Regions from separate parts of the Mus musculus genome. Here regions 2, 3 and 4 are each linked to region 1. Evidence: chromatin loops called from intact Hi-C (ENCODE). Cell type or tissue: left cerebral cortex. All regions are shown on one strand. Region 1 overlaps Mast2 (microtubule associated serine/threonine kinase 2). Region 2 overlaps Mast2 (microtubule associated serine/threonine kinase 2). Region 3 holds the start of Mast2 (microtubule associated serine/threonine kinase 2). Region 4 holds the start of Ipp (IAP promoted placental gene).

Region 1 (8,000 bases):
TTTCAACAAGTACTGGGAATTGAGCCACATGCTAAGCCAAATGCTTTCTTTATGTAGAAGTCAGTTTCTTGCCTATATAATTTTTTCTTTATGAACTGCTTTTCAACTATTTCTGTGAAGATAGATCTGCTGATATTAAATTACTAATATTTTTTGAAAAGGTATTTCTCCTCTGCTTTTGAAGACTATTTTCATAGGCATAGAATTCTAAGATTATTCTTTTTTTCTCTCTTCTCTCCCTCCCCTTATTCTATTTCACTCTGCTGTCACCTTTGTCTGTGAGGGTGTCATTTTGTGTGTGCTCTTCTGTGGAGAAGGCAGTGCTTCCCACCTTCTTCCAAGACTTCAAAACCCCTTTCTCTGATCTTCTGTGTGTACACATAAACCTGGATAGGTTGGACAGGGAGCTCATCCTTTCTATGCTTTCTCACTTTCCTTGCTCGACAGCTTTTATAAGACATTAGTTTGGGTTTTTAAAGAATCTATTTATTATTTTATGTTTATTGGCATTTTGACGGCATCTGAGTCCGTGTGGTCGTGTTTGGACCCCTGGAACTGGAGTTACACACAGGTGTGAGCTGCCAAGTGGGTGCTGGGAATTGATCCTGAATCCTCTGTAAAGAACAGCCAGTGCTCTTAACCACTGAGCTATCGCTCCAGTCTGCAGGGTTTTCCTTTCTTATTGTTCCAAATGTTCTTCTCTCCCTTCTCTGTTTCTTCTTCTCTTACTCAACCACAGGTCTGCTACAGCTTTCGCTGGTTGTCTCAGCTCCCAAATGTTCTCCTCCTTTTCCCTCTCCTCCTCCCCATTTCTCCTTACCTTTTCTATTTTTGGCATGTCTATTGCCATCTTCTTAAGTTGGTGATGTTTCCCTGAGATGTGTCCTGTCTGTCAGTACAGTATCCTTGACTTACAGTACAGTGGTTTTTGATCTTTAGCCTTACCTTTACTTCTGCAACACCCATCTGCTTTTGTAATTTCCCATATTTCTTGAGTGAACGTTTGGAAACTTGTCTCCTTTTCCATTCAAGCACATAAAGTATTAATCATAGGGATATTTTCCCTTCTTCTTTTGCTTTTTTAGTATGCCTTGTAAGTCTTTTTGTTTTGTTTTGAGACAAGGTCTTGCTATGCTACCTTGGAAGGCCTACCTAGCATTCCCTCCATAGACCAGCCTGGCCTCAGATCTACCTGCTTCTGCTGGAACTAAAGGTGTGCACCACCACACCCAACTCGTATTATTTTTTTGTTGTTGCTGTTAATAGATGGCTATAATGTACTACATAAATTAACCACAGTAAATTTGATAGGGTTGGGAGAGAAGTATTCTCTAGTTGTATATTTGAGTCTAAGTCTTTGGATGGTCCATGCTGCAAACCTTATAAACTAGCATATTTTAGTTTAATTCCCCCAGATTATGTGGGCCGGAGATTCTAAGTAGCAGGAGTTGAGTGTTTCTTTTCCAATAGATGAAGTACATTTTTGTAGTTTCTTCAGCAGCTGGCCTTCGTTAAGAACAGAATGCCCTGACTTTTTCATAATGGTCCTTCTTCCTCTGCTTCTTCTCAAATCAAATGAACTTTTTCTTAAAACATTCACTGTGAGAATCTGGTAACTTCCCTGTGCATAAAATTTACCTATACTTAGAGAGACGGTTAGAGCGATGATTCAGTGGTTCACAGTGCTGGTTACTCTTGCAGAGGACCTAGGTTTGGTTCTCAGCACCTCCATAGCAGCTCACAGTAACAGTTGTTACCAGTCTCAGGAGATCCAGTGCCCTCTTCTGACTTCCTCAGTCACCATGAGTACACAAGATACACAGACATTGATCCAGCCAAAACGCCCATGCATATTGAATAAAAAAATACATTATCCAGCAACTCTTAACTCTTAGCATAGCCTATACTAAGCTTGGACAAATTGTCCATTGCAGGCCTTCTTACTGGTTCCCAAGGAGGTTTTTGTTTATGAAAGTCTTGTCTATAAATTCAGATATCCTGCATCTGCTTCTGCTTCTTTATTTCCACTTTGGGAAGCAGTGTTTGTCCTGTAACTTCAACTTCTCTGGCAATCTGAGATTGTCCTCCTCCTCCTCCTCCTCCTCCTCCTCCTTCTTTCTTCTTCTTCTTCTTTTTTCTTCTTCTTTCTTCTTCTACTTTTTCTCTTTCTCCTCCTTTCTTCTTCTTCTTCTTTCTTCTTCTTCTTCTTTCTTCTTTCTCCTTCTTCTCCTTTCTTCTTCTTCTTCTTCTTCTTCTTCTTCTTCTTCTTTCTTCTTCTTTCTTCTTTCTTCTTCTTCTTTCTTCTTCTCTTTCTTCTTCTACTTCTTCTCTTTCTTCTTCTCCTTCTCCTCCTTCTTTCTCCTCCTCCTTCTCCTCCTTTCTTCTTCCTCCTCCTCCTCCTTCTCCTTCTCCTTTCTTCTTCCTTCTTCTTCTTCTTCTCCTCCTCCTCCTCCTGCTCCTCCTCCTTCTTCTTCTTCAATACAGGGTTTCTCTGTGTACAGCCCTGGCTGTCCTGGAACTCACTTTGTAGACCAGGCTGGCCTCAAACTCAGAAATCCGCCTGCCTCTGCCTCTGCCTCCCGAGTGCTGGAATTAAAGGTGTGCACCACCACGCCTGGCTCTGAGATTGTCTTCTTATTTATTATTAAAAACATGTAGCATTTGATTTACTGTATTCTCTTCAGTTTCACTCCTTTGTTATTGGTTGTTTAGATATGCTCATAATTTTGAGCTTTCCAGTGTTGTGCCATTCAGATTTTTTTCTACTACTAACTTTGCAGTGAGTTATCCTCCTCTTGTACCCTATGCGTATTATTCTATTATTTGTTTTAACCTTTGTCTCTATAGTTTCATTCTTCTTCTTTGTGCTTTGTAGGTACTACCTCTAATCATTCTAGTTCTGTCTTTCTGAAAGTCCACCTCTGATCCCAGCACTTCTGGTGCTGGGTCCTTATAGTGAGATGTTGTCTGTGCATTTATGATGCAATTGAGCATTACATGGAGTGTGGAAGACATAAACATTGCAGATAAGATAAAAAAAAAAACCTGCATGTCTAGATGAGTTCCTGGGAGTAATGACCAGAAACTAAAGGTGCATTCTTGTTCTTAAAGGTCAGAGTAGGGAGAGCACAGAAGAAAAGAAGGAGGAAGAAGAGGAGGAAGAAACACTAGTGTCTTGGCGCCAACAGCAATAAGAACAAGTATTTCAAGTGGAGCTATCAGTGACATGAAGTCTGAGGACTGCCATTTGGATGTAGTGTGGTGTCAGTGTTGATATTTGGTAGCTGCTTTGATGGAATATTAGTGGCCAGGGACTGATTAGAGAGTCAAAAAGAAAATGGTAATACTAAGTGTAGAAACATTACTATAAAAATAGGAAGCAATATAACTCAGAGGTGTAAATCCCTTGCCTGATGTGAACAAGACCCTAGATTAGTTCCCTTGCACAAAAGGAGAAAAAGTTAGAAATGTAATGTATTGTGTGCTGATGGAAGTCATTCCATGTAGTAAAAACCTTGGCCATTCCTGAAAAGGGGCAATGTCTACCACAGTCCTTGTGTGGCTGAGATGAAATGAGATCTAGTATGTAAGCAGATTGACCTTAGCTAGGATCTCAGACAGTTATGTGCACTTTTGAAGGAATAGGGAGAGTGGGAATATAGCACAGACATTAGAAGGTATAGTAATGAGAGCTTATCTAGGTTATTTTCTGATTACTTCTCCTCCCTCTCTGAAGTTAAAAGTGGGATAATTATCTGAGAGCCTGAGGAGAGAGGGTAAACTATAAAATAGTGTCTTAAACCGATTTGAGAATAAACACAATAAAACTTTGGTCTGATTTTTATGCAGAGACAGTGGAATCAGTGGATCATAGGGTAATATGAAACTGGCCAGCCTCATTGTGTAGCATTCTCTAGAAACTTCTCAAGGCTGGGATGTTGAAAGATTATGAGGACAGTGAGGTCACTCTTGTCAAAAGTCATGATAAAGAGAATGCCATGAATTCAGGAATAACACTTTTTATAGTGAAGGTAGAGTGTAGTATGTTCTGATGACTTCAGAAAGCAGTCGTTTTTGATGATGTGATTTCAGACCTGGGTAGTTTTATGTCAAAGGAGAGAGAATGCCTAAAAGAGAAGATGGAAAGCTAACAAGGTATGCAGGTCCCTTGTCAGAAGCAGTATATGAAAGGAGAACTGCAGAGGAAGCTGCCACAAGTAACAGCCAACTTGAAACATAAGGACTGTATTAAGCCCATGCTCATTTAATAAGCTATCATAAAGCAAAGTGGTACCTTCTAAGATAGTTGTATAGTAAGCAAAGTTCAAGCCAAGGCAACATATCTGTAAGTACAAAAGAACCTGTTATAGTTAGAAAATAAAAATGCATGTCTTCATTATGTATGTTTCCAGATTATAAATTGAATTGCTAATTGAATTTGTTAAGAGGATAAAGTAAGTTATGGGAGAGCTATCCATTTTATAGTGAGTTAAGATATTAATATCTTGTGTCATTCTTGTACCTAAGATCTGTGGACTGTGGATGTTTTTATGAGGTTTGTAAGTCTCCTGAGCTTGTATTGCCAGTTTTACATTCATACTTATGTTCATTTTCCTGGAAGATGAATTTATGAAGTTTTCCAACGTTGTTTCTTAACCTAAAAAGAGAGTGTTTTTTAAGGCTTAAATCACAAAGTTGAAGGTCATGCTTAAATTTCTTTCTCGAACAATACAGAAAATAGGTTTAATAGGAATGCAAACAAAAGTCTAAGAAAATCAGAACTACATTATCCTAAAAGTGAGCACTTACCACATTAGCAAAATGATAAGAGAAACACTTTCTGGGGCTTGGAAAGGTGGGTTGTACTAGTTAAGAGCCATTGCTGTTCAAGCCATAGGAGAGGGCTGTAGTTCAGGTCCCACTGCTCACATTCAGTGACTAAAGGATTCAGTGCCCTCTTGTGGCCCCTGTGATGTATGCACATTTACACATAAACCAGTTTTTAAGAATGAAAAAAACACTATCACTTCTTTCAGCTTGCAACCTTTTTGCCACAAGTATATAATTATCTGATTAAAAATATTAAAGTTGCTAAAAGGAGTGCCACAGTTGGCAATTGGGAGACCAGTTAAAAGTCCATTGCCATTATCCGGGTATAAGAGGTTATTAGATGTGGAGAAATACATGAACACAGAAAAAACATAGGTGGCTAAAGCACTAGAATACAGTATCTCCTTATTTCCTGCTTGGGTAATGAGTGGGTAAGGATGCCATTAAGTGAGACAAGGAACACTAATAGGAAGAATAGATTTAGGACTCTTCTTTCAGAGTCCACATAGACAAAAGTTACTTATAAAGCTAAAAACAAAAAGATTGTTTTCATTAAGCGGTATTGGGACAGTTGAATATCCGTATCAAGAAACACTAAAAGGCAGGACTGGGGAGGTGGTTTAGTGGATGAACCACTTGCCAGGCAAGCATGTGGGTCCCCAGAACCCACATAAAAGCCTGGCAGGCCTTGCAGCTTGCCTATAATCTGTGCACTCCCAACACTTCCTATAGAACCTGGCTAGCTAGAATAACTGGAATCATTACATGCCAGGTTCAGCAAGAAACCCTACTTGAATAAGTGAAGTGGAAAGCAATTAGGGAAGACATGCACATCTACTTTGAGCCTACATATGTGATCAAGAGGCCTAGAGAGGAGGACCAAGAGAATGTGTGGCCAAAATGGCTATAATTATATAGGAGCCAGAAGCTGGGGGAATGGAAGCTCAGCCCCTATGCTGGAGTTTAGGGGAGGACCCAGGGTGAGAGGTTCTGGGGGAGTCAGAGGTACTGAATGAGACTTGACCCACCTTTCTTTGGGACCTGAATATAAAAAGATTAATAATTTGACTACTTGAAAATTAAGAATTTTTAGTTACCAAAAGATACTCCAGAGACAGTCAAAAGGCAATGAAATAGAAGATAATTGTGACTCATGTGACAAAGGGCTCTTGATTCAGGACAGTTAAGGAACACTTGTAAATAATAGTATAATTGAAAAATAGCTAAAGACACACCTAAAAAGATACAGTTTCATTAGTTATTGCCAAATTAAAGTCATAAAAATATTCTCTTCTTTGATGACTTACTGAGTTGAGTGGTCATGTGGGAGGGAGGGGGCAGTGGCCCTAATGGTGGGGATATAAATTGGTAGAACCATTTTGCAAAAAGATTGGCATTTTTTAAACATAAAATTGCAAAACGTACTAACTAAAACACAAAAGGCTGCTTCTGTAATTCCATTTTTATGACATGTCTAGGCTAGGCATTATATATTAACAGAAAGCCTAAAGGTTGCCAGAGGTAGAGGGGATTAAAGAATGTCTAAACTCAGGCTGATGTTGACCTTAGTGAGGAGGACAAGGGGTTTATTGGGAATGATTATGTAGGTGACTTGGGAAGGTAGCATTGTTTAACTTGCTATTTTCTACACAGGTGCTTGCTACATAATTGTGTTCTTTTATAACCAAACTGTAAGGGAAGCAGCTGTCTCAGGATCAGCTGAGTGCTTCTGGTTTGTATGTGGTAGTTGTTTCATTATAACTTAGTAGCATTACCCCCTTCCATCCACTAAAGAGCTTGGTAGAGCCCAAAAAACCTGTTCTGTGTGCTGCTACATTTTTTGTTCTTTAAAATATTAATGTTCTAGCGTGTTACTCTTCCTCCAAGTAAGTCTTATTTAAGTTACTGATGTTTTTATTCTGTTAGAAACTTTCAAATATTGACAACATTTTGAACTTTTTAAGGTAAAATAAGTATTTGAAAAATAGAGAATTGCAATAAAGGTGGGCATACAAATTATTCTCTTAGACTTTTGACATCTGTAATTATACCAAAATTAATTCCTGGACAGGAATGGTGGTTTTATTAAAGTGATGACTCACTTTAATAAAAGGTAGTTTCGGGCCGAGGGGCTGGTCACCAGAGAAACTAACCATGTGGTTACAGGGTTGAAACTTTGAGCCAACCTGATCTCCAAGAAAGAGACTGGGCCTCAAGATTGAGTTCAACTATATAATAAAATCCCAATTTAAAACAAGCAGACTCAGGACACACCAGCTCAGTAGAGATTCCTGATTTATAAACACATCTATGTGCTGATAGACACACCCTTATTCCACACTGCAGGCACAGCAGCTCTAATGTCCCTCACAGACCTTAACCCACTCCAGTATAGTCTATAGTACAACTAGAATAAATGTGTTGCTTTCTTGAGTTGTTCTAGTGAATTATTAAACCCTTAAAGGGAACTATGGGGACTTAACAAGTTTGTGGTCAGTCAATTTCAAAGACCTACCCCAAGGCTGGGATTGTTTTTAGGAAAATGGAAGTCTTCTTGAAGAATTTGGTCTTTTTTTTTGTTTTGTTTTTTAAATATTAAAGGCAGGTTTATTGGGAAGCTGCTTTTGGGTGATCGAGTTCACAGGCTCCAAGGACAGAGGCAAGGGAAATGGCCAAGAGGGTTGGAGAGTGGGTAGGGATGGAAGAAAAAGAGAGAAAGGGCACTTGCATAGAGAGAGGAGAGAGAGAGAGGGAGAAATGAAGGGGGGAGGGAAAGGGGAGAGAGAGACAGACAGACAGACACCAAAGAATTTGCTCTTAACCTGTCTGTGAGATCTACACTTAGTCTTTATGCTTTTTCTCAGAACTGAATGATACAGTACCTACAGTTAGAGTTGGGGTCTGAATGGCTTTGGGAAGACTATTGGAACATGGACCATTGGAGAGAATGTTTATAAACTTCTAGACTACCAGGCTGGGGGAACCCATCATTATATCCCCTTGCTTATAGAAGGCTTTGTTTTGTTTTGTTTTGCTTTGCCAAAACCTTTCGCAGTCCCTCTTTCCCCCCAACTATATATATACTATATACCCTCTCACTAATTATATTCATTAAAAACAGATCCCAGCTGGCTGTAGTGGCTCATACATTCAGGAGGCAGAGGCAGAGG
Region 2 (8,000 bases), 61 kb before region 1:
TCAAATCCCAGCAACCACATGGTGGCTCACAACCATCCATAACGAAATCTGACTCCCTCTTCTGGAGTGTCTGAAGACAGCGACAGTGTACTTACATATAATAAATAAATAAATAAAATCTTTTTTTTTTTTTTTTTTTTTTTTAAAAATCTGCCTGCCTCTGCCCCCTGAGTGCTGGGATTAAAGGCGTGCACCACCACACCTGGCTTTACTTCAACTTTTTTTTTTTTTTTTTTTATTAGGTATTTAGCTCATTTACATTTCCAATGCTATACCAAAAGTCCCCCTTACCCACCCACCCCCACTCCCCTACCCTCCCACTCCCCCCCTTTGGCCCTGGCGTTCCCCTGTACCGGGGCACACAAAGTCTGCGTGTCCAATGGGCCTCTCTTTCCAGTGATGGCCGACTAGGCCATCTTTTGATACATATGCAGCTAGAGTCAAGAGCTCAGGGGTACTGGTTAGTTCATAATGTTGTTCCACCTATAGGGTTGAATATCCCTTTAGCTCCTTGGGTACTTTCTCTAGCTCCTCCATTGGGAGCCCTGTGATCCATCCATTAGCTGACTGTGAGCATCCACTTCTGTGTTTGCTAGGCCCCGGCATAGTCTCACAAGAGACAGCTACATCTGGGTCCTTTCAGTAAAATCTTGCTAGTGTATGCAATGGTGTCAGCATTTGGAAGCTGATTATGGGGTGGATCCCTGGATATGGCAGTCTCTACATGGTCCATCCTTTCATCTCAGCTCCATACTTTGTTTCTGTAACTCCTTCCATGGGTGTTTTGTTCCCACTTCTAAGGAGGGGCATAGTGTCCACACTTCAGTCTTCATTTTTCTTGAGTTTCATGTGTTTAGGAAATTGTATCTTATATCGTGGGTATCTAAAAAAAAGGCCATCCTTAACATGTCAGTTTGATTTACAAATATCAAAGTTAACATAGTGTTTAAAAAAAAAAAAGTTTGTTAGTAAGCCGGGCGTGGTATCGCACGCCTTTAATGCCAGCACTCGGGAGGCAGAGGCAGAGGCAGGCAGATTTCTGAGTTCGAGGCCAGCCTGGTCTACAAAGTGAGTTCCAGGACAGCCAGGGCTACACAGAGAAACCCTGTCTCAAAAAACAAAACAAACAAACAAAAAGTTTGTAGTAATTGGTTGTTATAACCTTTTCCATTCCTATTTCAGGAGTTAGCATGATAAATGATTTTTTAGTACAATGAATAGGAGCTTTGAATCTTTGACCAGAACATCTTACTAGATTGTACCTTCAAATATTTCTGTAAATTGCATTTGAATGAATTAGATATTATTTCTCTTGATTTCTGCTCAGGTCTTGTTTTCTCCATAAGACATACTCTAGTTGTTTAAAAGCAGCAGATGGAAGAAGGGGATTGTATTTATTAGCTTTCACAATGAATGACTACTATGGATGTGGTAAAGGACTTAAAATTTTTTGATGAATGAAAGAGAGCTGCATCTTGCTTTCTGTACTATTTTTAGCTGTGAGGCTATCTCTTGTTCCTCTTGTAGTCTGTTATAAGAGGATCAGCAAAAGATCTTTTAAATAGAACTTCCTTTAAGCCCCAGACTTGGTTGCAGCTGGCATAGCTATAGAAGGGCAGCTTTTCCTCCCCCTGGGATACATACTGAATCTGCCACATAGCTGCTGGTATGTTTACTCCTTACAGAATGTAAAAGGCTGATTAGGTGTTCTGTACATGCCCGTTTCTATCAAAATAGGAAATTTGGGTTCATTTCTGGAATCTCTTGCGGGGTTAATAATTTTTGCAGTATGTCCTATAGTGTAAAGAACAATTGTCGTAAACTAGAAGGTAATATAGTAATCATCTTGATAATGTAGTCCTACTTTCTCTAATTTTCATGTGATTTATTAGAAGAATCACAACTTGTTTCAATTTTCCATTTTTTTTCCTGGGATTTTAACAATTTCTACAATGCTAGAGAATTTAAACACTTATGAGTATTTAAGTTAGAGTCCTGTCATAAGAGATAACCTTTTCAGTCTTGAAATCTAAAACAGTGTGTTTTGTTTCATGAATTAAGGGATAGACATCTTTAAATGTGGCTGAAGTCCTGCTTCAAGTATGGCAGGCAGTGACCAAAGAAATAATTCTGAGCTTATTATAGCTTGGTGAAGCTATGCTTTTGCTGGCTGTGTCCTTTTAGACATCTGGTGGAATAGGGAGCGTTTCCTGTGGCAGCACTGTCAGCGATGAATAGATGAATGAATTCATCCGTGCTCAGAACTCACAGCACGTGTACTTTCATCCTTCCAAGGACATAAAAGAGCTGAGAGACCAACCTTAGCAATGGTCCAGGCTTCAGGGTGGAGGGTGGCGGAAGAGGCTTTGGGACTGTCCAAGAAGGGGAGATCTGCGTAGCTAGCGATAAAGAAACAAAAGAGTCTGTGACAGTATCGAAAGAATCTGACATTTGCTTTGTCTGTACAAAGGATGAAAGGAATTTTGCCGACTTAACCAAAACAATAACTGGTTTTGTATCAGTTTGAGCCCGAAAAGAGGCAGCAGAATAATATGTTTTTTTTGTTGTTGTTTTTATATTTTTGAAGCATATTTACCTTCAGAAATGGACGTGGAATGCTTTTATTTTTGGAAAGGAAAACGTGACACCGATTTTACGAGCTTAGTAGCTGTAGGTGGAGACTCTTGTTTTGTTTGCCAAACCTTTTTAATAAGCAGTGAAGTCTGGATAGCAAAGATTGCAGTTGCTTTTCCTGGGACCTTTGTTCTTCTCTTGGTACTTAAGATAATTTCAGACAAAGGAGGCTATGTATGGAAAAGAAAAGCAAATATCAAGTATTTTCTCTGTTCCTGCTTTGATTCTAATGAGAGTTTTCTATATTTTAGTATTAGGCAATAATTGTGTCCTAGGTTAGCTGTTTGCTGGGTTACTGGGCACAGCCTGCTGTTCTGAATGGACTGTTTACCTCTTTATTCAGCAGTAAATAGGTGCTAGTAGTTGGTGTCTGGGGAGTGGCTTTTTTTTGTCTGATATTTGCTATGGATGATTCGAGTATTCTGAGAAGGAGAGGTTTACAGGTGAGTAAAACAAAGCCTCTTTTTAAATACTGTTAGCACCTTTTGGAGATGTATCAGATTGTTGCAATTTCATTTAGTGCATGGGGGAGGGGGTGTCACTAAGTATTTTATTCTGTCATATATACTTATGACTAGAGAACTTTTGTTAAGACCTTGCTAATTTGTTTTCTTTTCATTTCTTTTGTTTTATCTTGAAATGGGGTCTTGGGTATATTACTCAGGTTGATCTCCAACTCCTGGGCTCAGGTGACCCTCCTTTCTCAAGCCTCCTGAATAGCTAGGACTACAGGGAGTGCGACCACATGCTTCTTAGTTATTATTACTACTTTCCATAGGAAAGTGCTGCTTGGATTTACTTACTTTGAATTAAATGAGTGGAGCAATTAAATCAAACCTATGTAGGATACAAACCTAATTTGAACATTAGCTATGCAAACATTCTGTTTCTGACCATTATGCTTGTCTCTATTTCATAATAAAGTCATGCTCATGTGTGTGTGTGTGTAACATTTGATTCTGTGTAAACTATTAGGACATTTTTCTAAACCTTTGCTTTGCATATATGCTATCCATTTATGTTAGCCTGTCTATTTCTGTGTATTTCTGTCCATCCATCCTCCATCTTTCTCAGTTCTTAGATATTTGATATATGAAGAAATGAATAAGGTATATAAGAATAAGAGGAAATGCAGAGACTGACAGACAACTTAAATGTAATTTTAATGAATACCTTTAGCATTAAAATAACTCACCACATTTCTTCTCAAATTTGGATATGTTTATCATGCACCATAAATCAGATCATCTTGCTCTGGGTTTTTTTTTTTTTTTTTTTTTTTGTAAATAACAAACTAGCTAGCTCATCATGGACACAATGACGGTTCTAGTATAAATTCTAGCTGATCAACCAACTTATGAGGGTCTGTTTTTGTGAAATACAACAGTGTTTCTTGCTTTCGTTAGGTTTATTTGACATTTGTAAAGATATCCCCCACTCCCCAAAAAGCACCCTGGTCCTCTCAATTCCCCTGAACTAATTTTAATTTATTTTATTTTTTTGTGTTCAAAAAGAATATATTATGTAAGGTAGGATTGGCAAACTTAAAACAAGTTAAAACATGATATTTGTAGTTTTGATTATATTTCTTTTTATTCAGTGTGTGTGTATATGTGTGTGTGTGTATGAGAGAGAGAGAGAGAAAGATCGAGAGTGTGTGTGTGTGTGTGTGTGTCAGTCAATGTGTGGTAGGGCAGGGCTTCAGAAATCCTTTGGAACTAAGAGTTATAAGAGTTACAGGCATTTGTCATCCACCAGATGGTGCCAGGATCCAAACTCCAGTCCTCTAATGGAGCAGTAACTGAGCCATGTTTCCAGCTCATGATTGTGCCTTTTATTAATATTTTCATATTGCAAACCCTCAAACGCAGGAGGAATACTTACTGAGTTCTTCACCAGTTGTCTAGTATGACTTGGAGTTCAGAAATCTCACACACCTCAGTGGGTTATATGTCCCCTTCTACTACAGTTGGCTCAGTGATTTGTCAGTCGATATTTCAGGGACATTCTGAAATACACTTCAAAAGTGTTCAGGATGCTTCTTCAGTAGTGGTGTATTGGAAAGTGCCTCTATAAGCATGCGTACTTGTATTTCCTAATATAAATAACATTTCTCTTTAGTTGCTGGGATTCAGAAATGGAATCGTGTTTCTCTGGTAGTGAATTTTAATTTTTTTGTTTGTTTATTTTGTCATCTTTGTGTTAAGACAGGCATCTTTTTCTTTTCACTGCTGACTATTGCAGGATCTGCTACTTTGTTTATTGATGCCCTTTCTTTTGAGTTTATTTTTGCTTAGTGAGAGTACCAAACTGTCAGATTACATAGCTGGAGGGTGACTTTATTTTCATTTGTTTTGTTTTGTAGCTGTATGTTTTGTTTTGTTTTGTTTCTACCTTCAGGTTCATTTCTAGAATATAGCAGGTACACATTCTGAAATAGAAGCAATGTGTGAAAAGCAGGAGTTTAAATTGGTCACTTGTTTAAAGAAATTAAAGTTTCAAGCCAATTCGATGATGGTGCATGCCTTAGATCCTAGCAGAAGTAGTTGAGTCTCTAAATTGGTGGGTGGCACAGGTCTGTAATGCCAGCACTGGGTCTATATAATTGAGATTCTGTCTCAGAACAAACAAACTAGACAACTAAATAACTAAATGGTCCCAACATCTGACATAAAATAATTACAATAATTTTAAAGAAGACTGTTTTAAAAAGCCAACAAAAGACGAGCATAGTCCCAGCACTTTGGAGGTTTGAGGCAGGCACATCTCTGTGAGTTGGAGACTAGCCTCTCTACATAGTGCCATGGCAGCAGCCAGAGCCATCCTGATACCCTGTATCAACTAAACTAAACCAAACAATCAAACAAACAAAACCCCTCAAACTAAGCATAGAGTCTAGAGAGATGACTCAGCAATTAACAGTAGGTGTGGCTCTTGGACAGGACCCAAGTTCAGTTTTTAACACCCTTTTTAAATAGTTCATAACTGCCTTTAACTCTAGCTTCAGGATCTTTGGCCTTCTTGGATATCTGCACTCATTGACACACATCTAGACACAGATATACATACATACATACATACATACATACATACATACATAGAAAGAAAGAAATAATACATACATACATACATACATACATAGAAAGAAAGAAATAATAAAAACAAAGTCTTGAAAATTAAACAACAAAACAAAGCAAAAAAACAAAAAAAAAAAAAAACAAGGTCAAGTTTGAGTGAAGGCAGCCTTTACCAGATCAGCTGCTTTGAAAGTAAAAGAATTAAACTACTGTAATTTTGGCACAATATAATGCTAATGAATACTAAAATAGAAGTACACTGGCTTATTTAATGATTTATGTGAAAGAAGACACAAGCTGGAAAAATAATAGCTTGACTTATTATTGTGTGTTGGGCTCATTCTCCGGCTGGAATTTGTTCCTGGGAAAAGAAGGGGATGAAACAGTCATACACTGTACATTCACTTTCTTACTGGTAAAAATATGCCTGGAGACGACTGTGTTGAGCATCTTTTCTGGAGGAGCCCCATCCATTATAGGAAGTGACTGTTTTTACATGAAAAGAAATTCAGATTTAGGTCTTATGGTAAAACTTGACTTTAGGGGCTGTTTTTATTTTCACTGTATAGCTCTGGCTGTCCTGGGAACTCACTCTGTAGCTTAAGCTGACCTCAAACTCACAAAGACTTACCTGCCTCTGCCTCCTGAGTGCTGGGATTGAAGGTATACCACCACTGCCCTGATAAGAATCTGTTTCCAATAAAAGAAAAAAATAGAATTCTTGATATTTCTGTGCCTCTTGGTTTTGTTTTTAAGGACTGTAAACTGAATTGCCCTTCATTGGATAATCATAGTTTATTAATGGTCATAATGTCTAAAGAAAAATCTCAAGTAAATTTTAGAAGCAATAGTTTTTTCTAGTATGCCTTAAGTGTTAATTAAATACTTCTGAACAGTGGCACTTTTAAGACTCTGATTTCTCAGCAACACTGGCAGAGAATGGGGAGTGAGGTGACACAAGTTAGTTTTTACCTGAGGATAATATATCCTGATTATTATTTCCTCTACTTCTCCCTGTTGCTCCCCATCTCCCCTCCTCTTCAAATTCTTTCTGTCTCTCATTAGAAAAGGACAGGCTTCTACAACCAAACATGACAAAATAAAATTATAATGTGAAAGAAAACTATTATATTGAAATTGGACTCAGCAATCCAACTGAAGGACAACTATTTTAAGGTTATGCACAAGAGTCAGGGATCCGTTTGTTCTCACAGTTAGGAGTCCCATAAAACACTAAGTTAATAGCTATAATATATACTCAGAAGATCTGGTGCAGACCTGTAGACTTTGCTTGCTGCCTCAGTCTCTGTTAGTTCATAGGTACCCTGCTTAGTTGATTCAGAGAGCCTTGTTCTCCTGGTGTCCTTCCGTTTCATACCCCCACCCCCACCCCCGCTCTTACACTCTTTCCATCTCTTCTGTGGGATTCCCTAAGCTCAGAGGGGAGTGGTTTGATAGAGAACTTCAATTTATACTCTCTCCACATAATGTTGGCCATGGATCTCTGCATCAGTTTCCATTTTGCTGTTGATATCCTTTTGGATAATGACTAGATAAGGCACTGATCTATGAATATAGCAGAGTACCAGTAGGAATCACTTTATTGATTTTTAAAAAAAAGATTTGTTTATTTATTTCATATGTGAATGCTTTCTTCAGCCACACCAGAAGAGGGCATCAGACCCCATTGCAGTGGGTTGTGAGCCACCATGTGGTTGCTGGGAATTGAACTCAGGACCTCTGGAAGAGCAGTCAGTGCTCTTAACTGCTGAGCCATTTCTTCAGCCTTTTTTTTTTTTTTTAATTTTCTTTTAAAGACATGCAGTGTTGGATTTCCCTTTCAGTCTCTGGGCTATCCAGTTTCTGGTTCTTGGTTACCTGAGCAGTTTTAGGTGTCAGTTCCTTCTTACGAAGTGGTTTCCTATGCCTACATAGTACTTGTGAGGGCATTAGATATTGCTTTTTGGATACTTGGCCTTTGTTCTTTGTTTAGAAACATTTTATGGATATAGTTATACTGTGATATATATGTGTGTGTGTAAACATTCATACATATATACATACATATACAGAGTGATTCTTATTTGATCTGCCTGGCATCATTTAAAGTGTTGTATAACACCATTAGAAATTTGCTTTGTGGGTAAGTGACCAAGAGTAGTGATTTCTAGGATTTCATATATGTAGTTTTCTCTATAACTTTAGAATATACTTAATAGACTTTTGCTTTATTCATTATCATCAGAAAATAGTTTTGTTTTGTTTCTTTGGGAAGTGTGATCCTCAATA
Region 3 (8,000 bases), 120 kb before region 1:
CCCTTGTCCACTTGTCTATAGGTGCTGCTTATCCTTTTAATGGTCTAACTTTTTCATTTGGTATTCACATTTTCAAACACCAAGTTTTCTATCAACACCCGCCTTTCTTGCATCAGGGTTTGGTATGGTTTTGTTCATTTCTAAGATTAATCTTTGTTTAAAAAAAAAACAGTGAAGGCTTATCCAGAGACTTGTATAATCTTTGTAAATAAGGTGGACTTTTTCAGGGGTCTTCAATTTTGTCCCAAGCTTTTAAAGCCAGTAAGTCCATTTGTTCTATAGTAACATCATCAAATTGAATCTGTTCTTGTATATCAGAGTGCTACCCATAGCCTAGCAACTGATCTTCTACTATATTCATCCCCTTGCAGTATTTCACTGTTCAATAGTCTCTCCACCGTGTTAATCATTGCAGCTGTCACCAGTCTTTCCCAGTCTTGGGGAATAATTCTATTTTGAGTAGCCCAGTTATTTAGAATTTGTTTTACATATGGCGAATGCATCCCATATAAAATCATGGTCTCTTTAAAATACCTTATCTCTGTCATTTCTATAGGATGCTATCCTATCTTGTCATAAACTTGTTCCAACCACTAATAGGCATATACTGCATGACTACTGGGAAAGCCTTATTACTTCAGGCTGCCCCTCCTCCAACTCTGGCAGAGTGGTTGTATCAAGATTAATCCTGTCTCAAAATGGGCTATGATCAGAGTGCCTTCCTGCTTTTTTAGCTTTTCTCTGACCTGACCACCCTGTGGCACAGTTTCAATCCCTCTTTCCTCCCGGGGGAAACTCCAGCTCGCTTGCTCTGTCACCAGGACTGAGCCTTCTTGTTCTCTCTTCCCTCATGCTCCTCACTTTCTAAGTGTTCCCATCTCTACCTGTAACCTCGTTGCACAGCCAACTCTGCAATCATTTCAGAAACAAGAGAGCAGAATGGCTCATTTTGGTTTCCCATTTCAACAATCTTATGTTTCTCAGGCCCCTCCATTTCCACCTGTGGTTTTCCCAACTGCTCAGTCATTCTTCCAACCTTTTTATGAAACAGAATATATAAAGAAAAAGAAAAAAAAACAGAAAATCTTCTCTGGGAGCAAAGTGGGGGATATCTTAGCAGTAGCAGCTATAATACATTTTTGGGGGGTATCTTGAAAAGAAATATTTACTCCTTTGTTCCCTGCCATTTTCTCTATGCCCTTGAATGACTGCCTCTCAGGGTCCTAGCATTATATATTCTTTGAAAGTCCCCAGAACTCTAAATGCCACACAATAGCAGAAACTCTGCAGCTGATAAAAATCACACCTCTGCTAGAGCGCAAGGCAAATCATAGTCAGCTGCAGCAGACAGTCTGAAGCAGCCCCATATCCCTATACCTGAGACTAAATGAAAACATATTCTTATTATATTTCTGAGTTTTCAAAAGAAGTCAAAATCCCAGAATTGCCACTACAGATCTATTTCCAAACTAACCCCCAATCTTGGGCAGAATTACTTTTTCCTGGATGTAGGACTGTGTAAATGCTTCAAGGACTATTTTAGTCTGTTTTGTTGGCTATTGGGCTAGAGGCTCGCCTAGGTTCTTGCAGGTTGCCATTCTGTTTCCTGCCACATGGACCTCTTCATAGCCAATGTAAAAAGTGAGTTTTGTAGCTAAGCTTGATAGTACCAGCTTGTAAATGAAGAACTTGGGAGGAATAGAAAGAAGGATGGAAGTTCCAAGCCAGCTGAGTTACATACCCTGCCCTGCAATCAAGGACATTTCCGTCGTTAAGGACATTGTGAGTTTGAGAGTAAGACTCATACCAAGATACCATCTTATATGATGTAACATAATCATGAAAGTGATTATATTGTAGTTAACTCATTAGAATCAAGTCAAAGGGTGAAGAGTACACAAAGGTGTAAATCCTGGGGAAGGGGTGACTATGAGAACCACCTTAGAGTCTGTCTATCACAACAGCCATTCCTTTTTTTAAAAAATTTATTTATTTATTTATTGTATGTGAGTACACTGTAGCTGTCTCCAGACACACCAGAAGAGGACATCAGATCCCATTACAGATGGTTGTGAGCCACCATGTGGTTGCTGGGAATTGAACTCAGGACTTCTAGAAGAGCAGTTAGTGCTCTTAACGGCTGAGCCATCTCTCCAGCCCCACAACAGCCATTCCTAATAGTCAAAGATGAAGAAGTAGGATGTGATTCTGTTCTCAAAGCCGAGTCAGTAGATAATCCTTGTAGAAATGAGTGTGCCTAAACCTAGAGGAATTTATTTAGAAAGGACCACAGAGTTAATCAGTTTGATTGATGGAGATCAATGTTGGAGAAGCAGCCTTATGAAACATCAGCAACAACCTCAGGATACTGTTTGTTTGTTTGTTTGTTTCCTACCTATACTGGGTTACACTGCTTTGCAGGGGTGAAATAGTAATTTATTTTTGTTTCATTTTGTTTTGAGCAGGACTAGTGTTTCTCTTGAATTCCCTTGACACACTCTGTTTATGTAGTTTTGGGATCAAACTCAGGACTGTGTGTATGCTGAGCAAACACTCTACCAACTGAACTACATTCCAAGCCCCAAAACAAAAACCACTTTAAAAAAAAAAAGATTCTAGCCCCCAGAAAAAAGGAATTTTAATCTTCTCCTATGTGGCCACTCCAGATTCAGCATGTGTTTCTGTTCTTCGTAAGCAAGAGTGTGCTGGCCCTATCATGTAGCAGAGATAACTATAAATAGTGGCAATAGTGGCAACAGCATGGGCTAATAGAAAAAAAGAGGCAGGCAGAGAATGGATTTTGGATGGTGGCCTTGCCTTAGAAAGTGTACACTTGACTGGGCGGTGGTGGTGCACACTTTTAATCCCAGCACTTGGGAGGCAGAGGCAGGTGGATTTCAGAGTTCAAGGCCAGCCTGGTCTACAGAGTGAGTTCCAGGACTACAGAGAGAAACCCTGTCACCAAAAACAAAAACAAAAACAAACAAAAAACAAAGAAAAAGAAGAAAGTGTATACTTCATCTTGAGCTTTATTTTACTAGTCTAAGCAAAGACAGTATTACAGAGATTTTTATGAGAGTCTTTGGGAAGATGGATCCTAAGAGAATAAGACTTGATGCAGGGGAACTAGTTGGGAGAATTTCCCACTTAAACAGGTGAGGGAAGGCGGAGCTGGGTAAGTTAGTACAAATGGGATGAAAGGAGAAGGCAGATTGGAAAGATATCGAGTTTACAGACCAACAGGCCTTGTTCATTATTAGATATGAGAGATGAGAAGAAGGAAGGAACCAAGGATGGCTTTCTGTTTCTACCGAGTCAACTGGATGCATGGGGAGGACCTGGGACAGGGAACGTAGAAGATAGCTTCATGGGTTGTCCCACACACTGCTTATGTGTGTGTGTTCTGGTACCTCACAGGCCTTCGTTTGAGTTCTCTTTGCACTATAACTCACCCCGTTCCCTCCACTGTACAATGAACACTGCAATGACCTCATTATGTGTATGTGAATTGAATGCAGTGTCTGAAATCAGTAGGCTCCATCGTATTAGTCATTATTACTGCTCAGAAAGGGTTCAGGGAGGAGGCTAAAGATACATGAATGAAACAGGCAGGAAAAGCTTCTGGGAATGAACTCTGGTTAGGTCAAAAGAGGAAAAACAGCGTTGTGGCAGACTAGCTGAAGCCAGAAGGAGGCCAGGCATGGCTGAGCTGTCTGCCACGTGTTGTTAAAGCAGATGAGTCATTGGAAGGGGCAGGTCAGGCTGCCCAGGCCGCAGCAGGCTGGACCGTGTCTACAGGATGACTTCATTGTCAGTGGGAAGCCCAGATCTTCCAAAGCCTTTTTAGTCTCGCACCCCTAAGGAATACATCACTTCTTTTACAGGACTTTACACACTGTCACACTGTGTGGAACTGTCAAAGGCAGTGTAAACAAGACAGAGCGACAAGAATGGGAACCCTCAACTAATGGGAGGGTTTATTGGGACATATTGATATGTCTGTGACTGGGCTCGTTTCCCTACATCTCAGTCTCCTTATTTCTAACATGAGGATGAGCTAACTAGTCTCTGAAGCGTAGGGGAGAACTAGGTGAGCATCTGCTGGTAAATAGAGTGTTGGTGTCCCCCCTCCCGTTGGAAGTCTTTTCCCAGTCTGGACAGCGTTCAGTCCGGCAGGCAGTGTGTACCAAAGGGATGAATGGAAGAATCAAAGGGCGTCCTGCAGCCGACGCGGGCGCGCCGGGAGCCCCGCCCCCTTCCGCTTCAGAGCGCGCGGCGCGGCCGCGGGCGGGTCTTCGCGACCGTTCGCCAGCGCGTGCACGGCTGGCCGCGCTCTGTGGGCGGCAGGCGGGCTTGCCGTGCACGCGCGCGAGGGGCGGGCCGGGCGGGCTGGCGGGCCGGCGGCTGGCGGCGGAGCCCGCGGCGGCGGCGGGTGGCCGGCCGAGCGTGTGCCGGGCGGCGGAGGGCGCGGCGGCGGCGGCTATGCTGCCTCCGTGAGGCGCGCCGGGAAGGTCTCGGCGCCTCAGCCCACAGGAAGCGCGGGGAAACCGCGGGCCGGGTGCGGGTGGCTTCAAGTGCCCGCCGGGCCATGTTGGCCGCGGACCGGGTTTGCCGCGGCAGCGCTGCGGCCCGGGGCCGAGCCAGGCCGGCGCAGTCGCGGTGCTAACGCCCGCGGGGCCCAGACGCGGAGATGAAGCGGAGCCGCTGCCGCGAGCGGCCGCAGCCGCCACCCGCCCGCCGGGAGGATGCGGCTCCGCGGACGGCCGAGTTGCCCCAGCCGCAGTCTTTGCCCCCGCGCCGGCGAGCGCCGCCCGGGAGGCAGCTACTGGAGGAGCGGAGCGGGCCTTTGGGGCACGACAGCAGGGAGCAGGTAAGGTGGGCTGGGGTCCGCCAGCGAGGGTGGGCGCCGTGGGGGAGGGGTCCTCGCGGGAGGATCGGGCTGCGGTGGTGAGGGTGGGGACTACTGAGTCGGTTAGGAGGAGTGGGAGGTCTGACGAGGCTGAGGAAAGGGGAGTGGAGAAATGAAGGTGGGGGCCTGGGGTTGCAGTTGGACGTGGGGTAGGGCGGGTCTGAGGAATGAATAAAATGGTCTTGGGGGGTAGCCTGGGGCTCTGGATGGAGAGAATGGGTGCTGGAATGTGGGCAGGGTGAATGAGCAGCAAAGAGTAGGTTTACTAAATGGAGTTATCTAGAGGCGTGAATAGTTTTAAGGGAGAAATGCCAGTTTGATAGTGTTGACTGGTCTTAGAGTTTATCCCCACAGTTATAAAAACGGGGCATTTGCAAGCATTCTCATTTGGTGGCCATTATACTTTTATAAGCAAGTATTCAGAATCGTTAACGTTCTCCTCAGTAACTATCTACCACTTTAAAACCACTATAAAAAGTGCCTGAATGTGTCCAGTCTCAAGGCCGGTGCTGTGGACAGAGAATCTGTAGATGAAGGCTCTGCTTTCTAGTTTACCCTTAATGGGAAAAGAGATAAAATGTAAAAGTACTCATGGGATTCTCGAATGTACAGGATGTGTAATTTAGTAGACAATAGTAGGTGTATTTATGAGTAGGGAATAAAGGTCGCCAATATTAGGATAAACTTGCTACTCACAGCTGAAGGAAGTTCAGTGAAACGATATTGACAGGGACTTTGTAAGATACGTAATCTCGTTGGATTTTTAGAAAGAATGTTCTGTAGTAATGAACTCCCCTGACAGCATTGCTTTTGTACAGCTTTGCTTCAGACCCCAGTTGAGACCCCATCTTTGAGGCTTTGAAGTTCCAGGTCTCCTATCTTGCTCCTCATATAAAGTAAATGTTCCTATGCATCATTGCTTTGAATTACACTCTGTTAGCCTATGGTTTTAAAATTTTCCGCTTTTTGTCTCCCCACTTGATTCTTTTGGTCTTTGTCATGGCTTCTAGACTGCTGACTGTGTAATCCCCCTCTAGTACCCGTTCAAAACTTTTGAAATATATTTCCTCTACTGACTTAGTTTACCTGGTGCGGTTGACCTTAATGCATGCTTCAGTAAAGTGCTTAAGGCTGTTTGATTCCGCCCCGCCCTTATTTTCTTTTTAAGTTTTTTTATGATTTACTTTTAGTTTTTATGTGCACTGGTGTTTTTCCTTCAAGTATCTCTGTGTGAGCGTGTCAGATTACCTGGTAATGAGCTATATACAGTTGGAGCTCTCACATGGGTGGTGGGGAATTGAACCTGGGTCCTCTGGAAGAGCAGCCAGAGGCTGAAACTCTCCAGCTCCGATTCCCCTCTTTTCAAAAAAGATCTTTTTATTTTCACTTTTTTGCAGCTATGAGTGTTTGCCTGCATGTATGTTAGTGCTTCATATAGTTTGGAAACCAGAAGAGGGAGTCATATCTCTTGGAACTAGAGTTGCAGACAGTTGTGAGCTGCTGGTGGCTGCTGCGAACTAAACCCAGGTCTTTTGCAAAGCAGCAAGTATTCATAATTGTTGAGTCATTTCTCCAGCCAGCTCCCCTCTTTTTTAGAGATAATTTCTATATTCACACATCCTTAACAGTCACAGAGGAAGAACCGGCTATCCTTTTCTCTGAGGCTACATCGTTGGTACACACACCCTTTGTCTGTTAAAAGTCTTACTTATATTGTTCTTTGCCCTATAGCTTAAATAAAAAGTATAATTTTCTTGAAACGTGTAATTTCCTCTCTCCTAATATGCTTTATCTTGTTGCCTTTAACCAACAACATTTTGGGGGGGGCGGTGCGAGTTTCGAGACAGGGTTTCTCTGTATAGCCCTGGCTGTTCTGGAACTCACTCTGTAGGCCAGGCTGACTTCAAACTTAGAAATCTACCTGTCTCTGTCTCCCAAGTGCTGGGATTAAAGGCGTGCCAATAATCTTCTTGAATTTGTATTTTATGTCAGTTTCGTGTGTGTGTGTGTGTGTGTGTGTGTGTGTGTGTGTGTGTATTCCTAATATTATGGTTTGCCTTGTATACTTAGTGCTTTCCCCAAACTGCCTTCAAGGTCATGAGTAACTTTTTTTTGGCTTGCTTTTTAAATTGAGATTTGTTGTAGTTTAATGCATTAATCTAAGGTTCATTTAGTGTGAAATTTTACAGACAAATATAACCATATGTCCATTATTCAGGCCAGGGTAGAGGACGTTTCCAGTTCTCTTACTTTATCCTATTGATTACCCTTCGTTACTGCAGTTAACCACTTTTCCCACCCCAACAGCATAGATTACTCTTTAGCTAAAACTCATAGAAATAATATCGTGGCGTTTGTACTCTTTGTTACTGAATTATTTCATTAAAATAATTCCTGTGCATTCTTCTGTGTTCCTTATAGAAATACTTTCCTTTTTCATTGTTGTATAATTTTCCACAGTGTAGCCATACTAAAACTTATTTTGCAACTTAAAATAAGGTGTGTCTGCCTGTGAAAACATTGTGAAAGAGTTACAAAGAGAATTCTGCTAATGGGTCAGTGAATTTTTTTTTAATGTAATTAAATTTGATAGTTTTCCCAGGTGTCATCTTCTCACTATGTGAACTATTTGCCATTGTTGACCATGTGTTGTGGTCCTGCCAACCCTCCTCCTGGGAATATTCATCTCACTAGTGTTTCTTGGACTGTTCTCTTGTGCTTTTTTTCATTCCTTTCTTAAAACATTCTTTGAAGGTAATATGCTTGGTCCAAATGTTGGTTCTTTCTTGTTCACCATTCTTTAGCAAGCTCCTGCATGGCAGGGGATGGCCGGAGAGCAAAGGTCTGTAGTCTTTCATTCATATATTGATTATAGAACCTCCTGGTAGAGGCATTTGAGTCTTTAAGCCTGATTGTCTCTTTAGATCTATGTTGATAACTTTGTGCTTAGTGTATCAAAACAAAACTCAGTGCTATGGAGGGGGGAGAAAGGGAAAGTAGTGTGTGTGTGTGTGTGTGTGTGTGTGTGTTGAGTCAGAGGACACCTTTGGATATAATTCTTCAGACACCATCCACCTTTTTTTTTTTAAAG
Region 4 (8,000 bases), 160 kb before region 1:
CATATGATCCAGCAAGGAGATATATGACAGGTGGAGGTCAGAAGAGGTCATTGGGTCCCCTGGAACTAGTACTACAGTTGGTTTTCGAGCAGGTGTTGGGAACCAAACCTGGATCTTCTGAAAGAACAATGAATACTCTTAACCACAGAGCCATTTTTCCAGCCTCTAATACCACGCATTAAAAAACCAAAACACTTTACTGAGTCCCGTAATAATTTCCCCCAAGTAGTTTCTTTCTATTTTTTTTTTTTTTTTACATTATCCATGTGTGTCTGTGTGTAAATACCCATTATCACCATGTCATGCATGGAGGTCAGAGAACAGCTTCCTGGAGTCAGATCTTTTCTTCCATTCTGGGGGTTTAAGAGATTGAACTCAGGTCCCGAGGCTTGGTAGCAATCACCTTTACCCACTGAGTCATCTCACCAGACTCCAATACACAATTTCTTAAGGAGAACATAATATATTCTCAAAACTAGACCAAATAAAGGATTTGTTTCATTGTTCCCCCCCTAACTATAAGAGTAATTGAGGGCTGGAGAGAGAGCTCCAAAGTTAAAAGCACTTGCTGCTGCATTTCCTGAGGCCGTGTCTTCAGTTCCCACAAACACAGTGGCTCATAAGCATCTGTAACTCTGGTTCTAGGGATCCAATGCCCTCTTATCTCCATAAGTACTGCATGCAAGTATGTGTATACACATGCCAACAAAACACTCGTTCACAGGCTGGCGAGATGGCTCAGCGCTAAGAGCACTGACTGCTCTTTCGAAGGTCCTGAGTTCAAATCCCAGCAACTACTTGGTGGCTCACAACCATCCATAATGAGATCTGACGCCCCCTTCTGGGGTGACTGAAGTCAGCTACACTATACTTAATAATAAATAAATCTTTGGGATGGAGCAAGCGGGGTTGACCAGAGCGAGCGAGCGGAGCCAACCGAAACAAGCAGAGGTCTTAAAATTGAATTCCCAACTACTACATGAAGGCTCATCTGTACTGTGTACAGCTACAGTGTACTTACATACATAAAATAAATAAGTCCTTTAAAAAAAACACCCATTCACATAAAAAAATAAGTACAACTTTAAAAATAAATAAGATTAGATAAGTTATTTTGGTCATGATATTTTATCACAGCAACAGAAAACCAATACATGGATATACCTGTATAAATGAAATCTAGAAGTAACTGAAAGATTCCAGCTTCAACTCCTAGAATCTGTACAACATCTTTTGAAGACTCTTTCATTCCTCCAGTGAACAAAGCTGCAAAGTACGGACTGCTGGCGGCCAGGACCAGCCGATGGACTTGGAAGGTTTCCTTCCCCACCTGGAGCTGCACATCACAGAAATGCTGTCCACTTCTCATTTTGTTCATCTGCGCCAAGATGAGCTGGGCATGTTTGTCAGAGGAGAATGAATTGTCAGCAGCCTTGGGGCACTCCTCCTTAGACATGGTGATCACAGATTAATGAAAGACACTGTTGCCCATTATCTGCTTCTGTCCTGAGAAACAAAGCACAAAGAGTACACAACGTCTCTCTTTGTTAATATAGTTTCTCTTCACACATAGACGAAACGTTCTCTATAATTTATCTAGGATCATAGAACACACACCAAACAAATAAGGGCCACACTACATGGTAGGACTTCTAATATGCTCTTGGATAGTAGAAGAAATAATCAATAATAAGCCAAAGGAAGCTCCACAGAAGAAATGAGCACTAAAAGATAAACAGCAGTAAGGTATGAAGAACGGCCAGAAACCCTCCTTAGATAAAGAAAATAAGGTGTAAAGGCAGAAAAGAGTTGTATCACTACAGTTAGGAGGGAGACATCTTAGGCAGGATGAACTTCTAAAAATCAACTGTGACCAGCCCAAATGTCTGGTTAAAATCTTCCCATCTGGGCTGGGCGTGGTGGTGCACGCCTTTAATCCCAGCACTTGGGAGGCAGAGGCAGGTGGATTTCTGAGTTCGAGGCCAGGCTGGTCTACAAAGTGAATTCCAGGACAGCCAGAGCTATACAGAGAAACCCTGTCTCGAAAAACCAAAAAAAAAAAAAAAAAAAAAAAAACCCAAAAATCTTTCCACCTGTATGTTTCCTTTAACATAGAGAGCCTTTGTGGATCTTTGTTTCCACACCTTTTCTTCTTTCTCCTCGAGACTTGTTGGCCACTCTAACCTTACCTACGGTATAGTCTATATCACATTCAACCACATCTATCCAAGCTCATACATGCACACACAGTTACTGAAAAATTGTTCCTTTATGGAAGGAACTAGCGCCTACTGCTACAGCATCAGTCTCTAACATAAATCAGCATTTCGAATGTTTGTGAAATAAATAATGAAAGGCTTGGGGTTCTGTTTTGAGATAATGGTCTTAAACTTGTAATGATCCTTCTGCCTTCCATCACTGCTGGGATTGCAGGCACGTGCCACCATTATCTGCCTCAATTGCTAGCTTCTTCACAAATTTATGCCAATAGTAGTTTTTGGCTTGTTTGTTTGCTTTTGTTTTTTTAAGACATGGTACCACTATACAGCCTTAGCCAGACTGGAACTCACCATGTAGACCAAGTTGCCCTCAAATTCAAGAAGATCTATCTGCCTCTGCCTTCTGAGTGTTGAGATTAAACAACCATGCCTCACTCTCAATTATAATTTTTATGAGAAGAAAATATAATCTCTAAAGCCACAGAGAAGGAAACTACTAAAGTTTCCCCAGCATTAGTATACCAACAGTCTTGGGTTTATTTCATCTATGCCTGGGGTTGCTCCTGCCATATTCTATTCCACAGAAGTTATCAGACTAGGTTGTAGAGAATGGAACCCAGCTACAGAAACTGGGATCTGAGTCTTTGCAGGTTTAACAAAAACAAACATGTCAACAGTCATTTCAGAACGCTTGGGTTCTTCAAGTAGGCATGAAATAGAAGATAACAAAAATCCAACACTTTCATTATTTCTTATTTCCCAAAAAAAAGTTGAAGCTAAGAAACATGGCAACTTGCTATGAGAATCAAAGGGATAAATTCAAGTTACTGAAGAAACCACAAGTCCTTGCAATATAAGATCGACGATGAAGCAGAGGAAATGTAAAATGATTAAGGTTTTGTAATTCAGGCACCAAAGAAAACCAGTAATCAAAATGACAGAACTGTTGTAAGCTGATATTTTTAAAAAATTCAGTATATAGCATTCAGTCAAAATTATCAGTAAAAATGATCTGAAGGTGGGTGTGGTGGTGCAGAGGCAGGCAGATCTCTTAGCTCCAAGCCAGCCAAGACTGCATAGTAAGACCTTGTCATAATAATAATCTGATAATCATGACTATATAGACACTAATTTTGGGAGTTTTAAAGGAAGCCGCTAAAATTTACTTCAGCATGCACACAATGCATCTTACAAACAAGTGGCACATAAATACAATCTATTTCCCTCTATGTGGAAATTCGACCTATAGATGTTATTATACATGGCGTGGCTGTCAGACTTGTTGCTGCTCTGTATTCTCCCTGGCAGCAGATTCTGAACCCTCGCGGTGTGATTCTAGGCTACCTCCATTTCTCTCTTACTCAAGGTATTAAAGCACAGCCACAAGTCAAATGCCTCCTGTTACAACAAACAATTCACTTAATATTCACTTTGACAGTAGAGAGCCAGAATGTTTGTTGTCATCCTTCTCAGTAAATGTTGATGGCATTCCACTGCCAGTGGAGCACCTCATCCTAAACTGTGGCTTGGGAAATGCTTGTTCGTACAAACATGAAAAGTGAAGACCTGGGATTAGTGCATAGGGAGCTAAGAACTATGCTTCCATACAGTTTACTGGCTAACGATGGAGATAATCGGAGGGACTAAAGAGGACCTATGCTTTGATGGCCTGGATTTCCCGCTGAAGAGCATCTGAAAGTTAATTCAGTTAGAGGGCCAGAGCTCCAGCTGAGCATCAAAACAACTGAGACTCTTTGTGCTTGAGTTGGAGGCTGTAACTAGAACTCTGCCTAAACTGGTAGACACTAGAGGAAGAAAACCAACTCTGTGCTACTGACAGCGCGAGCCGGTAAGGAATTTCAGACTGGAGCCGGTAAGGAATTTCAGACTGGAGCCGGCAGAAGTCAGGGACAGGGTCCGGCCTTCGGTTTCCCCAGTGGGTGCTGGGAGAGCAGAGGCCAAGGCGCCGTGAGACTGGGAAGCTCCGGGACGCTAAAAACACACGGACGGTCAGAGCGCCTCCGGAGGCGACAGGACGAAAGCGGAGGAACGGTGCGTTCCAAAGCTCCAATCACTCGCTCTTCCCGGTCTGGAGAGCTGGACATGAGGAAGTTCCCAACCCTGTGAGAAACACAGACCGCACGCAGGCCTCGCTTACCCGCCGCGTCCCTTCCCGCCGGCGCCCTCCGGTGCTCTGCGCGCGCAGGCAGGCAGCGGAGGGGGCGGGGACAGTCTTTGGTGACAGGTGACTGCGAGTGCTGAAGGCGCAGCTTCGGCGCTGATGCGGGAACCTTCTACTGCGCGTGCTCCGCTTCTGGCCCCGCCTCCTCACAGCCACCGGCGTCGCTGGGTAAACCTGGGTAGCCGCTTGCTGGCCGCGGAGGCAGGTTCTTAAAAACCTCTCCCCTGCCTTGGGCTAGTGGACTTCCCTATTCCGCTCCATGCACATCTTCAATTCTTCAAGTGTCCCAGGCCAGGTACTGATCTCAGCGTCGAGGAAAATCACGTGCACCGTGCTTCTCTACCACCTTCCTTAGATCATTTCCTGAACCTCAATTTTGATACACTCCTGCCTACTTTGAAGTCAAGAATCAAAATGCCCACTTCTTTTTCAGTGTAGAGCATCATAATGTGTCCTGGTGCATTAGCAACGTCCAAACTTTTTTATAGTCTCCCCGCCCCACCCCAGGGTTTTCCGTGTAGGCCTAGCTGTCCTACAACTCACTCTGTAGACCAGGCTGGCCTCGAATTTAGAGATACACCTGCCGCTGCTTCCCAATTCTGGGATTAAAGGTGTGCACCACCATGCCCGACTGAGATTTTATTTTTTAAATGTGTGCCTCTAACCATAGGTTTGTATATGTAAAGGCTGTGCCCATGAAGGTCAGAAGATGGTGGTAGTTCCCCCTGATGCTGGAATTACAGGCTGGGAACAGCTCAGGTCCTCCTTGAGGGAAGTGGACTCTTTGCCAGGAGTTGTGGTGCACATCTATCATCCCAGCACTGGGAAGGCAGAGACAGGAGGATTTCTGTTGTGTACCTGGCCAGTCCAGTCTACTTAGTGAATTTCAGGATAGCTGGGGCTATGTAGAGAGACCCTTTCTCAAAAATAACAAGTAGTGTGCTCTCTTAGCCACATCATCTCTCCAACCCTCAAACTTTATGTTCCTGACCCATAGTGTACAAAAATATTTTACATCAAACACATACCATGTATTTGCATATTCAGATGTATAGCTAAGACAAAAATTTCACAAGACTATGCTTACATTTACTCCACATCTTCAATTTCTACTTTACATTTCATTATGAAAAGTGCAAAAAAAAATCTGCAAAAAGTGGCAGAAATTTAGAAAAGAGTAAAAGGAATTACTGGACCCCTGTCTGGTGCAAGGCTCAGCAATCACTGACCAATACTGGAAGGCTAGTTCCATGAAGATTTTCTATTGACTAAGCTATTTTATGGTGGAAGAAAAAAAAGAGAGATGGCTCAAACGATTAAGAGCACTGGCTGCTCTTCTAGAGGAACTGGGTTAGTTCTCAGCAACTACACGGCAGCTCACACCAGTTCCAGAGGATCACACAGCCTCACACAGACATACAAGCAGGCAAAACACCAATGCTCATAAAATAAGAATAAAAATTTAGAGGGCTGCCGAGATGGCTCAGTGGGTCCTGAGTTCAAATCCCAGCAACCACATGGTGACTCACAACCACCTCTAATGAGATCTGACGCCCTCTTCTGGTGTGTCTGAAGACAGCCACAGTGTACTTATGTATAATAATAAATAAATCTTTGGGCTGGAGAGAGCAGGGACTGACCAAGCAGGGTTGACTGGAGTGAGCAGAGGTCCTAAGATTCAATTCCCAACAACCACATGAAGGCTCACAACCATCTGTACAGTTACAGTGTACTTATACACATAAAATAAATAAATCTAAAAATAATTTAGAAGAAAAATACCAAAACATTACATTTTAGTGATACCAAGGCACTTTTGTCTCTTTTAACACATTTATTTAGATATTCCAGGTTCTTAGAAAATACAACATTCCTACAATGCCTGATGAGATTCTAAAATGGTGCAGTTACTATGTAAATTCTCTGGCAGCTCCTCAAAGGGTTAAATATAAAGTTACCATGCAATCTAATAACTGAATCCCTGCAGATATATATCCTAGAGAAATGAAAACAGATGATCATGCAAAAACTTGTTTATAAGAATGGTATAAGTTGATCACCATTATTCATAGCCACCACATGGGAATAGCCTCAATGACTATCAACTGATGAATGAATGAACTAAATGGGAACAAATGTGTGTGCATAAAACAGAGAATGATTTGACAATAAAAGATAAAGTTGTGCTCTATTTACTAGAGAAAAAAATGCCAGAACCAACCTTGAGGGTCAACAGATGAATGAATAATGAAAAATTTCTATATACATAAAATGGAATCTTATTCAGCTCTAAAGAAGAATGCAATTACAAAATTTGCAGGAAATGGATAGATTTAGAGTGTATAATATTAAGCAATGTCACGCAATCTCAGAAAGGAATATGTTTTCCCTCATGTGCAGAATCTAGCCAACAATTTATCTTATATGTAAAAACTGTATGTAGGGATACAGTATAAATATATAGACAAGAGAATAAAGACACTAAGGATCAGGGGATAAGGAAGGACTCAGTGATCATGAGTTACTCCAGAGGACACAAAGCTAGTTGTTTTCCTAGTTCTAATTCTGCAGTGGATTTTTTTTTCATCTTTGGCAGACGATGGCAGCAGAAACATACATTCGATAGTGCAAGTGTCAACTCCATGCGAAGCTCCCCAGCCACAGGAAGGTGTCTCTAACCGTAGGGAAGTCATTGAGGTATTGGGCTCTGGGTCTGGTTGATTCTAATATGTGATGCTTATTTGCAACGTTTTTTTCTTCTAGTAGGGTTTGTCAAATTAAAAAAAAGGAGGGAGGACTGGTACATGCTACAATATGTATGAAAACTTTATGCGCTATGAGAAGCCCAACATGAAAAAACATACATTGCATAATTACATTTCTATGAAATATTTAGACTTGGCAAATGGACAGAAACAGACATTAAATTTGCAGTTATAAAGGACTGAGCAAAAGAGTGACTTCTAAAGAGTATAGTGACTTCTTTTGGTATAGTGAAGACATTCTAAAATTAGGTAGTGGTGACAGTTGTAAGACTACATAAGCAGAGTTAAAAAAAAATCACTGGATTGTATGCCTACCATAAGAGAGTAAATGTTATGGCATGTGAATTATAGCTCAATAAAAGCTGCTGTATCTTTTAATGCTAGATTATGTTATTCCTGTGCTCAGAATTTTCCATTTCATTTAGAGCAAAAGTCACTTTCTCCCAGTGAAAAACAGACTCTGGGGGGGGGGGGGGAAGCCAGAGAGAGATCAGCATTCCGGAGGCAGAAGCAGGTGGATCACTGTGTGTTTGAGGCTAGCCTGGTCTACAAAGCAAGCTTCAGGACAGCCAGGCTGTTGGACAGAGAAACACTGTCTAGAGAAACCTAAAAAGAAAAAAAAAAAAAAAAGAGCTATCTTGCAGAAGACCTAGGTTCAATTCCTCACGTCCACACGGTGCTTCATAGCCATCTGTAACCCCACATTCAGGGGATCCAACAAGAACACACATCATGCACATACATACATATAGTCAAATCGGTCATACAAAAGTATGTAAGTAGCGAGTAAATAAAGCCTAAAACAGATGTTTAAGGCTCTGTAGGGCCCCTCCC

The links. Hi-C counts contacts between places; a loop is a spot of excess contacts. Peaks named below come from ENCODE experiments on the same cell type or tissue, not always from the same donor. Only the 100,000 strongest peaks of a DNase experiment are listed, where the experiment ranks them.
Region 2: it touches region 1 in a loop (9-fold over the local background); 12 of 42 quality-filtered maps call a loop at or near these places.
Region 3: it touches region 1 in a loop (2.4-fold over the local background); 4 of 42 quality-filtered maps call a loop at or near these places.
Region 4: a loop joins it to region 1, with 2.1 times the contacts of the local background. A loop is called at or near these places in 4 of 42 quality-filtered maps.

What each region holds. Positions count from the first base shown.
Region 1 is chr4:116,339,269-116,347,268 of GRCm38, reverse strand. The region is part of intron 5 of Mast2 (microtubule associated serine/threonine kinase 2); the gene reads left to right. Among named protein-coding and RNA genes, the nearest start is that of Mast2, 120 kb to the left of the region's middle. In left cerebral cortex, a CTCF peak has its summit at 4,961 (motif pointing left); a DNase peak (open chromatin) is centred at 4,956.
Region 2 is chr4:116,400,440-116,408,439 of GRCm38, reverse strand. The region is part of intron 3 of Mast2 (microtubule associated serine/threonine kinase 2); the gene reads left to right. Among named protein-coding and RNA genes, the nearest start is that of Mast2, 60 kb to the left of the region's middle. In left cerebral cortex, CTCF peaks have their summits at 4,376 (motif pointing right) and 7,369 (motif pointing right); DNase peaks (open chromatin) are centred at 2,639, 4,403, 5,365, 6,088 and 2 more places; H3K4me3 peaks cover 2,288 bases; H3K27ac peaks cover 2,795 bases.
Region 3 is chr4:116,460,606-116,468,605 of GRCm38, reverse strand. It overlaps Mast2 (microtubule associated serine/threonine kinase 2), which reads left to right and starts at 4,383. Exons shown (of 30, transcript NM_001369061.1): 1 at 4,383-4,870. The coding sequence starts at 4,691. In left cerebral cortex, no CTCF peak of the experiment used is centred here; DNase peaks (open chromatin) are centred at 3,798, 4,231, 4,696 and 4,909; H3K4me3 peaks cover 2,021 bases; H3K27ac peaks cover 1,440 bases.
Region 4 is chr4:116,504,028-116,512,027 of GRCm38, reverse strand. Ipp (IAP promoted placental gene) reads right to left here and starts at 4,479. Exons shown (of 9, transcript NM_008389.3): 1 at 4,378-4,479; 2 at 1,165-1,506. The coding sequence starts at 1,456. In left cerebral cortex, a CTCF peak has its summit at 4,255; DNase peaks (open chromatin) are centred at 3,564 and 4,488; H3K4me3 peaks cover 1,615 bases; H3K27ac peaks cover 1,336 bases.